Linked DNA regions of Homo sapiens: region 1 is linked to region 2. A link is an interaction called in ENCODE POLR2A ChIA-PET data of the cell type or tissue named here. Cell type or tissue: PC-9. All regions are shown on one strand. Each heading gives the region's core, and the rest is flanking DNA. Links, peaks and the distances in the headings are about the cores only.

Region 1 (5,379 bases), core at 167-5,166, 64 kb before region 2:
GGGCAAAGAGAGCAAAGCTCTGTCTCAAAAAAATGAAACATTTTTTAAAAAAGGTAATTTTCATTGTAGTGATATAAAAACAGAATGTAAACCTAATTTTCAGAGTAAAACACTGAGATGACTTCATTTTCATAATCACCACATAGGCTATCATTTTCTCATTTGGTGTAAATAATGTTTTTTTGTTGTTGAATTTGTTTAAAATACTGACTTAGAGCATTCGATCCTGTCAAATGAAGAGAAATCTTTTTCCCACCTCTGATGATAGTTACTTTCAATATAATTTGACTTTGATTTGACTTTGCTTTGGATGAAGGTTCATTTGGAGATTCAGATTCTGCCGATATCAGCTTAAAGTACAAAAAGAATTTTCAGTTTAGAGTAGTTCCTAGTGTGGATGTTAGCTGTAATGTATAACAAATTGATTTGCTTCATACTCTTTTAAAAGTTTTAGCCAGGATATGCTTTTTTAAAATGAGAGGTCAGCGATAGGAGAAATTGAGTCCTAGTTGTTTGTTTTTTGTTTTTGTTTTTGTTTTTTTGAGATGGAGTCGCGCTCTGTTGCCGAGGCTGGAGTGCAGTGGCACGATCTCAGCTTACTGCAACCTCCGCTCCCGGGTTCAAGCAATTCTTCTGCCTCAGCCTTCTGAGTAGCTGAGACTATAGGCATGTGCCATCATGCCTGGCTAATTTTTGTATTTTTAGTAGAGATGGGGTTTCTCCATGTTGGCCAGCCTTGTCTCAAAACTCCTGACCTCAGGTGATCCACCCACCTTGGCCTACCATAGTGCTGGGATTACAGGTGTGAGCCACCACGCCCAGCTGAGTCCTAGTTTTAAAAAGAACAAAATTGCTTACACAGAACTGAAGGACTTGTCTTTACCTTTGGCCTAGTCATCTGGTTTCTAGGATTATGTAACATTTCATAGGAAATACCCAATTATTTTCCTTCAAAAAGTTGTAGCACATCAGTCTAACATAAAACCTTCATTTAGTAGAATGCTTGGAAAAGGAGTTTTCTCATTAACCAAGTTAGCCAGAAGATTCAACTCATCCTGGTAAAAATATTTCCAAAAAGCATCACTTGGCCAAGCGTGGTGGCTCATGCCTATAATCCCAGCACTTTGGGAGGCTGAGGCAGGCAGATCATCTGAGGTCGGGAGTTTGAGACCAGGCTGACCAACATGGAGAAACCCCATCTCTACTAAAAATAGAAAAAATTAGCCGGGCATGGTGGCACATGCCTATAATCTCAGCTACTCGGGAGGCTGAGGCAGGAGAATCGCTTGAACCTGGGAGGCAGAGGTTGCGGTGAGCTGAGATCACACCATTGCACTCCAGCCTGGGCAACAAGAGCGAAACTCTGTCTCAAAAAAAAAAAAGTGTCACTTTACTTTTTAAATTTTTATTCATTTGTCTATTTATTTTGAGACAGAGTCTTGCTCTGTTGCTTAGGCTGGAGTGCAGTGGCATGATCATAGCTCACTGCAGCCTCAAACTTCTGGGCTTGAGCGATCCTCTTCTCTCAGCCTCTTGAGTAGCCAGGACTACAAGCATGCGCCACCATGCTTGGCTAATTTTTAAATTTTTTGTAGAGGCAGTTTTCACTATGTTGCCCAGGCTGGTCTTGAACCCCTGACCTCAAGTGATCTGCCCACCTTGGCCTCCCAAATTGTTGGGATTGTAGGTGTGAGCCACTGTGCCTGGCCTCACTTTTCTTTTTGATATTTTAAGTATGCTCAAGGGCAAATAAATGTATCTGTAAACACGTTATTCCTTTGTGTGCTTTAGGTTTACTGAAAGATACATCTCTTAGATGTAAAATACATGAGTCATTGAGTTACTAGTTTTGAACAAATCCCTGATGTTGGTGATTATAGAGGGCAATATACAAAAAGTCCTGCTTCTCTGGGTTCCAGTAAACTACGACACTGTTGTCCTTATGATTTGAGTTTTAGGGTATCTGATACCTGAGTCTTGCTGGAAACTTTAAAGAAAATATCTTAATATTTAGGAATTTAGAAAGTGTTAAGGCTTAGATTAATTCTGGTGCTTAGCTAGCAAATGACCCTATAATATTCCCAACACCCCCACTTCCTCAACCCCTCCCTATCTTTCCACCCCCCAAATTTAGGTCATCCCAACAAAGGAAATCAGAAAAGTCTAGATGAAGAAGAGTTCTCCACTGAGAATATGCAGAGAACAGCTGATTATTAATTGATTTTTTCATATTCTATAAAATTCCCATAGCTCTGTAGCTTATTTAATAAATTTTGATAGATGATTAATAACTTGATACTTTGGCATACTTCTAAAGTTTCTAAGGAATGCTCTACTTTTTAAAGACACTCAATAAGAAAAGACCTATTTCCTTGACTTTTTTTGTCAGATCTACGTTTACATGTTATCATATATTCAACCATTTTCTGGATGGGTGTGTGTGTGTTGGGAGGAGTTATACATACACAAAAATGAGTAGAATGCAGTCCCTGCCTTCTAGAGGGATATAGTCAGTCCAGTCCTGTTTGTACCTTGCATTTATGAAGTTAAGAAAGTCACAGGTGGAACCTTTCTAAGCCAAACTTTCGGGTTGCAAAAGTACTCCTTGGTTACACAGCATAATTCTTTGACTGGAGCTATTTCACTGTTATTGAATTTTGGAATTGAGCAGTGGTGGGAGTACTTAGAGATCATTTAGTTCTTACATAGTTGTAAGGATTTAATGAGATAAAATAAAAACCTTACACAAATAGTTTAAGTATTCAGTAAATGTCAGTGAAATCTGAATATCATCTATAATTGGTGAAAAAGAGACCCAGTCAAATGAAATGACTTGCTTAGTGCCCTGCATCTAGTTAGTCGTCAAGTCTGGCTTAGATTTCAGGCCTCATTATTCCTAGCTTATATTCTTCATTCATATCTTCTGCCTCAAAGAGCTTGCCAGAATGGAAAAGGGAGGCTAACTCAATTAATCAGTAATTGATTATGTATCACCTGGGTGCCTGGCACTCTGCTGAACTCTAGTGAGTACAGAGGAGTGTTCCCATAGGTGCCAGGGAGCTGGAGAAGGGAGCAGGTTAGAGGAAGGACATCAGCCTATCTGGAGCAGAGACCTATTAACTTAGGTATCAGATAAGTAGGGTGGGGCTAAGTGGAACACTGGGAAATCTAGGCCTGCCCTGTGTGACTACATTCTTTTTCCTGTAAGAGTCAGCCTTTTGAGAGACTGTAATGTGGCACATTCCACTGCAGTTAGCCCTGGGTTTAAATTCTGGTTGTAATGACACTCTGTTCAAAACCTACCAGTGATTTCCCACTTCATTAAAATTCAAAGTCCTCATAATTGTTTGCAAGGCCCTATACAATCTGGGTCCCTACTACCTCCTTGGCCACCTCTCTGCTGTCTCTTGCTCACTCTGCTCTAGCCACCCTGGCCTCCATCACATCAAGTACCCTTGCTTTGGGGACTTTGTACTGATTACTCTCTTCTCCTAGAATGCTTCTCCCCAAGATAGCTGTGTGGCTTGATCTTTCACTTTGGATCTCAGCTCAGTGTCACCTTATCAGAGAGGTCTCTCTGACCACTCTATATAACTAGTATCCTCTGCCCACCACTGTCACTTCAGCTCTTAACTGAATTTATTTCTTTTTATACTCTGACCACTCTGTATAACTAGTATCCTCTGCCCACCGCTGTCACCTCAGCTTTTACCTGAATTTATTTCTCTTTATACCATTTTTCACTACCTGATATGTTTATTGTCTATCTCTTTTCCTTAGAAGACTCTCGAAGGCAAGTGTCTTCTAGGACATGGAATAGTGTAGAGTAGATACTCTACTCTGAATGAATGAATGAATGAATGAGTTCTGTAACTCTCAGGAGCCTCATTGTGCTCATATGCAACAATGGAATAATAATACTTACTTAAAGGATTGTTGGAGTCAAATAAGTTAATGCTTGTCAAGCCCAGTGTCTAGTACCTCATAGTAGATGCTCAGTAAATGAAAATTCATGCCCTCTTTCATAAATTATTTTTATGGCTGTCCAGTTAATAGCTTTAGTTGTATCCTGATTCCCATTTGACTTAGATAAGAAGGACATACCACATGTTAGTGATGAAGAAAAGTGGTTGTCACACATAATGCTATCTTAGCAGAATGCAGTAATTATAGTGCTTATAATTGGAACCATGGAACCACTGAGCTATAGTGGTTCCTCACTTAGTAGAATAGATATCTTTTAGAGAAGTCTTGTCAAAAGGCAAAATTTGAATTAAGTGAATCCTATATTTCTGTTATAAAACTGGAATCACATTTTTGTTAGGAAAATATGGTCTCAAAATAAGATGAAATCATAATCTGAAGTGCTACCAGCCTATATATACTTGACTCGGGAAATGTTTGCTTTGTATCCCCAACAATGCAGTAATTTTGGCTAGGGAGAAATAACGTGTACTTACTACTAAGGACTGAGTTGTTCCATTTCTGTTTAGGAATAGAAGCACCCAGCAATAAGTTAGAAGATTTTTGCCTAATCGTTGCTTCTTATCAGATTTAGGGACTACTGGCCGGGTGCAGTGGCTCAACCCTGCAATCCCAGCACTTTGGGAGGCCGAGGCGGGTGGATTACCTGAGGTCAGGAGTTTGAGACCAGCCTGACCAACATGGTGAAACCCCATCTCTACTAAAAATACAAAAATTAGCCAGGCGTGGTGGCACACGCCTGTAATCCCAGCTACTCGGGAGGCTGAGGCAGGAGAATTGGTTGAGCCTGGGAGTCGGAGGTTGCAGTGAGCCGAGATCATGCCACTGCACTCCAGCCTGGCCGACAGAGTGAGACTCTGTATCAAAAAAAAAAAAGATTTAGGGACTATTAGCATGTCATTGGTATTGTAAGGTAACTGGTACTCAATACATTTTAGCTTACTTTTTTACTGATCTTGGTGACCAAATTAGGGACAAGATTATGACTGTGTCCCCCAAATATTGTTATTTTAAAGAGTACCATTACCAAAAAGTAAATTTGGAACAATTAATTTTTAAATTTCAAAATTCTAATAAGTGAAGGTTCTTTCTTGTTGGACATGGGAGCATTATATGTATACTGTTTCTATAATATTCACAAATTATACAATATACATTGGTCTCCTCATTTTCTTCCACTGAACTAGTCATTTAGCAGGCTGGTGTTTCACAAGTGAAACTGGCATTAATCCAGAGAGGATAGAAAGGGCTCTCACAAAGAAAGCTGAATGGCTGGAAGAGCCTTATACTTATTGTGTTATGTGATTTCTTGAAGTTCTGTTGAAACTTGATGGTAAGTGTGTTACTTCTGGGCAATGAGTACTCTATTCATATGTTCTGTACTCCAGCTACTTG
Region 2 (5,379 bases), core at 252-5,251:
TGTCTACTCTTCTTTTCTTTCCCCTCAAAAGAGGGAGTTATACAGAATGGGAAAGAACTTGGGGGAGGGCAGCACAGCACAGTGGTGCAGATCACAGGCCTGTTTTGAACTACTTGGACTCAAGTCCTGGCTCCTGTACTCTCCACCAGAGCAACTGGGCCAGTCCCTTTGCTCCTCCAAGCCTCAGTTTGCTTTCTCATCTACTAAATGTTGATTGTGGTAGTACCTACATCACAGGGTCTTTGTGAGGATTTAGCACAATGCCCAGCACCCAGGAAGCACTCTCTGTGTTTTACAATTTTAATATGAGTTGTTGTGATGGTTTGTTTGCAGTGACTCCTGTGCCCTTATTCCTCCCAGTAAAGTACCAACCCAACCCTGCCCTCTTCTCTTTTTGCAGAGGATGTGGATCCCTCAGTTGGTCGATTCAGGAACATGGTGCAAACTGCAGTGGTCCCAGTCAAGGTAGGAAGCACATGAAATGCCATACAGTCTGTGTTTTAAAACCTGCTCTTTAGGCCAGGCGCGTTGGCTTATGCCTGTAATCCAAGCACTTTGGGAGGCTGAGGCAGGCAGATCAAGAGGTCAAGAAATCGAGGCCAGGCACAGTGGCTCACACTTGTAATCCCAGCACTTTGGGAGGCCAAGGCAGGCAGATCACCTGAGGTCAGGAGTTCGAGACCAACCTGGCCAACATGGTGAAACCCTGTCTCTACTAAAAATACAAAAATTAGCCAGGCGTGGTGGTAGGTCTCTGTAATCCCAGCTACTCAGGAGGCTGAGGCAGGAGAATCGCTTGAACCTGGGAGGCGGAGGTTGCAGTGAGCTGAGGTCGCACCATTGCACTCCAGCCTGGGCAACAGAGCAAGACTCTGTCTCAAAAAAAAAAAAAAAAGAGATTGAGACCATCCTGGCCAACATGTTGAAACCCTGTCTCTACTAAAAATACAAAAATTAGCTGGGTGTGGTGGCGCATTCCTGTAGTCTCAGCTAACTGGGAGGTTGAGGTGGGAGAATCGCTGGAACCGGGGAGGTGGAAGTTGCAGTGAGCTGAGATGGTGCCACTGCACTCCAGCCTGGTGACAGAGCGAGACTCCATCTCAAAAAAAAAATAACCTGCTCTTTATGTGCTGTTGAGTGAGTGCTTAATTTTAAAATACATACCATGCTCCTCTCCCATTTCTCATTCTGTGGAAATGAAATCTATGTTTAGGGAATCCTGGAGTACCACAGAAAGGCTGTAGATAACTAGCCAGCTTGATGTTTCATGTAAATAATGTGCAATATGAATCTGTAAATTCATTTTCCAGAGGGGTGCAGAGAGAGGCCCACCTTCTTTTGGCCTTTCTCTTCGGACTCAAAGTAAGCTATTAGGTGGAGGAGATGCATTATTGCAATACCACACAGTTTGCCATGCCTTTATTTTATGAGTGGCAATGGCACAGATAGGAATGTCAGCCCAGATGTGGATTAAATTTAAAGATAAGTATGTTGGCTGGGTGCGGTGGCTCACGCCTGTAATCCCAGCACTTTGGGAGGCCGAGGTGGGCAGATTACAAGGTCAGGAGATCGAGACCATCCTGGCGAACACGGTGAAACCCCGTCGCTACTGAAAATACAAAAAAAAATTAGTTGGGCGTGGTGGTGGGCGCCTATAGTCCCAGCTACTCAGGAGGCTGAGGCAGGAGAATGGCGTGAACCCGGGGGGCAGAGCTTGCAGTGAGCCGAGATCACACCACTGCACTCCAGCCTGGTCGTCAGCGAGACTCCATCTAAATAAAAAAGATTGTATGTTGAAGAACCAAGGGGTAGAAGTTACAGAGATGCTCCGATCGTTCAGCATGTGGAAGAACTATCAGATAGCTAGAACTGTCCAAACAGCAACAAACTTCCCCTTAAGAGTAGTGAGATCCCTGTTAATATTCAGAAGGTGATTAGAAAATGCTGGTTAGAGATGATATAGAAAGTTTTACTTTTTATAAAAAAAAAATCTCTAAAATATATTAGACTAAGTAAGATCTGTCAGAGTTCCTGCTTAGACTTTGTTTAATCCAAAAGGAGTATAGGATTGAGCAGGATGTTTCATGAGCTTTAGTCTAGTATGGAAAAGTAGATGTTTTTCTGTGGGATTCCATAATGCCCCTTGAGCTTTTTTGTTTGTTTGTTATTCCTTTGGAATGTTTTCTTGTCATTAAAGTACAAAATCAACAGGTGTATAGTTTTATGTCAATTTTATTGCAGTATAATTTACATATAATAAAATCTACACATTTACGTATATAGTTTTGGCAAATATATGTGTAACCACCACCATAATCAAGATAGAGAAGATTTCTCTCACTCCAAAAAGTTGCCTCGTAGCCCTTTGCAGCAGCCCACTCCCAGGCCCAGGCAGCCAGTAAATATTTTCTTCACTGTAGATTGGTTTTGCTCTCAGATTAATGTTTAAAAATTGGACACCAGGTCGGGCGTGCTGGGTCACGCCTGTAATCCCAGCACTTTGGGAGGCCGAGGCGGGCTGATCACCTGAGGTCCGGAGTTCAAGACCAGCCTGACCAACATGGAGAAACCCTGTCTCTACTAAAAATACAAAATTAGCCAGGCGTGGTGGCGCATGCCTGTAATCCCAGCTACTCCGGAGGCTGAGGCAGGAGAATGGCTTGAACCCGGGAGGCAGAAGTTGCTGTGAGCTGAGATCGAGCCATTACACTCCAGCCTGGGCAACAAGAGTGAAACTCTGTCTCAAAAAAAAAAAAAAAAAAAAATTGCACACCAAACATGGACATACCACATTTTTTCCCCCTCAAAAAAGGGTAAAATATCTATTGCCATCTTTTATCATTTCCATTTCCTAAAAGGGATTTTTTTAAAAATGTTTTTTATTTTTGAGACAGAGTCTTACTCTGTCACCCAGGCTGCAGTGCAGTGGCACCATCTCAGCTCATTGCAAACTCTGCCTCAAGTGATTCTTGTGCCTCAGCCTCCCGAGTAGCTGTGATTACAGGCACCTGCCACCACGCCTGGCTAATTTTTGTATTTTTAGTAGAGATGGGGTTTTGCCATGTTGGCCAGGCTGGTCTCAAACTCCTGATCTCATGTGTTCCTCCTAAAAGGGCATTTTAATATGAAATAAGAAAGTGAGCTATGTAACTTTAGGATAAATTAAATTGATATGTTTTACTTTATGTAAAACTCACAACACCATCCTTGGCTGATGTAGGATGGTGAAAACTTTGTTATGGAGCAGTGTTTGGGAACCATCGTAGATGACTGGAAAGGTCTCTTCAAACCGTAAGATTTCAACATCATGAAATAGGTTGTCTGGAAAGGAGAACAGGCTAGAAGTTAGGAATCTTTCCCAAAAGCCATTTTTTTAAGGCTGGAATAGAAAAAGCTAACCACTCTTGGGCCTCACCTCTTGTCTTCTCTCTCCAATCTCTCCCCTCTCCTCATCGTGAACTGTAGAAGAAGCGTGTGGAGGGCCCTGGCTCCCTGGGCCTGGAGGAATCAGGGAGCAGGCGCATGCAGAACTTTGCCTTCAGCGGAGGACTCTACGGGGGCCTGCCCCCCACACACAGTGAAGCAGGCTCCCAGCCACATGGCATCCATGGGACAGCACTCATCGGTGGCTTGCCCATGCCATACCCAAACCTTGCCCCTGATGTGGACTTGACTCCTGTTGTGCCGTCAGCAGTGAACATGAACCCTGCACCAAACCCTGCAGTCTATAACCCTGAAGCTGTAAATGAACCCAAGAAGAAGAAATATGCAAAAGAGGCTTGGCCAGGCAAGAAGCCCACACCTTCCTTGCTGATTTGATATTTTTGGTCATGGAGAAGGGTGGGATTGGGTGGGAATGGGGTGGAAGGGTGATGGGGAGCTAATGAACTAGGGAGAAAAACTTTCCATGTGTGCGGTATCGTCTTTCAGAATGTCTCCTGGCATCCTAACCATGTAATATGACAATTGGGGGTGGGGTTGAAATAGCCCATAAAGACCTGTCTTCACAACACTTGCATTGTAGAGAAAGGCTTCTTATATCCTTTTCAATAGACTGCCCTGGCTCTTTCCTAGGCCTTCCACTACCTCCTTTCTTTCTCCCACTTTCTAGGATCATTTTTATGTAAAGTCACATATCCCAGGCCCTCAGGTTGAATCCAGAGCTGTAGAGGTTACAGTAGCATCACCAGCCTTGGGGGTCCAGAGCCTAATTTATATTCACTATCCTTCCAAGTCCCGGGTAGCAGAAGGGTTGCCATAGATCTCAGTTTGATCAAAAAGAAGGCTTAGAATTCTGCAGTTAAGCTGAGGTTTAAACTAAAAAATGTTTCCTTGGGTCAGTGGTTTTGAGGTCCAGTAGCTAGGCTTTTCTCTTTTGTCCTTCCTGTTGGAATGAAAACATTTCGATTTTCCTTCATCTGTGACTGGTGCCATAGACACAGGTTTATAGTTTTAACTTACAGTATTGTTTGAAATTTACCTGTTTTTCTTGTCAAACCTGAGCACTCCTCCTGCTGAAGTTTCTTATTTAATTCCAGAGTACTGTCCTCTACTCTAAGGCATTACTTTTAAGTGTATTATGAAGGCAGTTTTCAAAGGATATGACCAGTTGGGGTAATTCAAATTAAAAAGGAAAAGATTTGTTTGGAAGTAACTGGTGTCTCTAAGAGGAATTTTTAGATGTCAGTTTGGAGGCTCTTTCCCCCCTCAATTGAGAGCTCTTGTTATTCAGAGCTCCAAGACTAGACCTGGCTAACAAACATAGGAGACAAAGTTAGGAAACATTGATACAAGCTTTGTACAGAGATTTGTACATTTGTGTAATAGGCCTTTTCATGCTTTATGTGTAGCTTTTTACCTGTAACCTTTATTACATTGTAAATTAAACGTAACTTTTGTCATTTGGGTGCAGGCTGTGAATTTGTCTCTCAGTCACTGATTGCCACTGCCATCTGGAAATGTTTGCTAAAGGCACAGTCACTGGGCTTGGGAGGCAATGCTCCATCCCCATTATATTACAAATAAAGATGCCCTAAATGAGTGTGGAAATTCTAATGAGAGAATGTAGTCCCCAGACTGAAGCCTCACAAAGCAGCGTTGGTTCGGAAGTGCTTGGTGCCCTTCATCAGGAGACCTCATGACGGGAGACGGGGCTTTAGGGCGTTTGCATAAGCCCTATCACCCACCCTGCAGTTAGAGCTCTGTGCATTTGAGCCATAGCTTGGTGACACAGGAGCAAACGGAAGCTAAAGGTAAGTAAGTTTAGGAGGGATTTCAGCAAGAATTTGAATTGAAGGAATATGCCTGCATACGGAATCTCATTTGCAGTAAGTATACTGTGTTTGTGAGACTTACATGTGGCTTTGAGATGAAGATGCC

The links. ChIA-PET counts read pairs that join two places held together with the same protein. Peaks named below come from ENCODE experiments on the same cell type or tissue, not always from the same donor. Only the 100,000 strongest peaks of a DNase experiment are listed, where the experiment ranks them.
Region 1: POLR2A ChIA-PET joins it to region 2 with 10 read pairs; 26 of 35 experiments call an interaction of 5 or more read pairs at or near these places.

Annotation. Positions count from the first base shown.
Region 1 is chr1:27,782,811-27,788,189 of GRCh38, forward strand. The region is part of intron 1 of STX12 (syntaxin 12); the gene reads left to right. Among named protein-coding and RNA genes, the nearest start is that of STX12, 12 kb to the left of the region's middle. In PC-9, for the core only: no CTCF peak of the experiment used is centred there; a DNase peak (open chromatin) is centred at 3,161; H3K27ac peaks cover 730 bases.
Region 2 is chr1:27,846,628-27,852,006 of GRCh38, forward strand. It overlaps PPP1R8 (protein phosphatase 1 regulatory subunit 8), which reads left to right. Exons shown (of 7, transcript NM_014110.5): 6 at 401-465; 7 at 3,466-5,049. The coding sequence ends at 3,819. Among named protein-coding and RNA genes, the nearest start is that of PPP1R8, 19 kb to the left of the region's middle. In PC-9, for the core only: no CTCF peak of the experiment used is centred there; no DNase peak of the experiment used is centred there.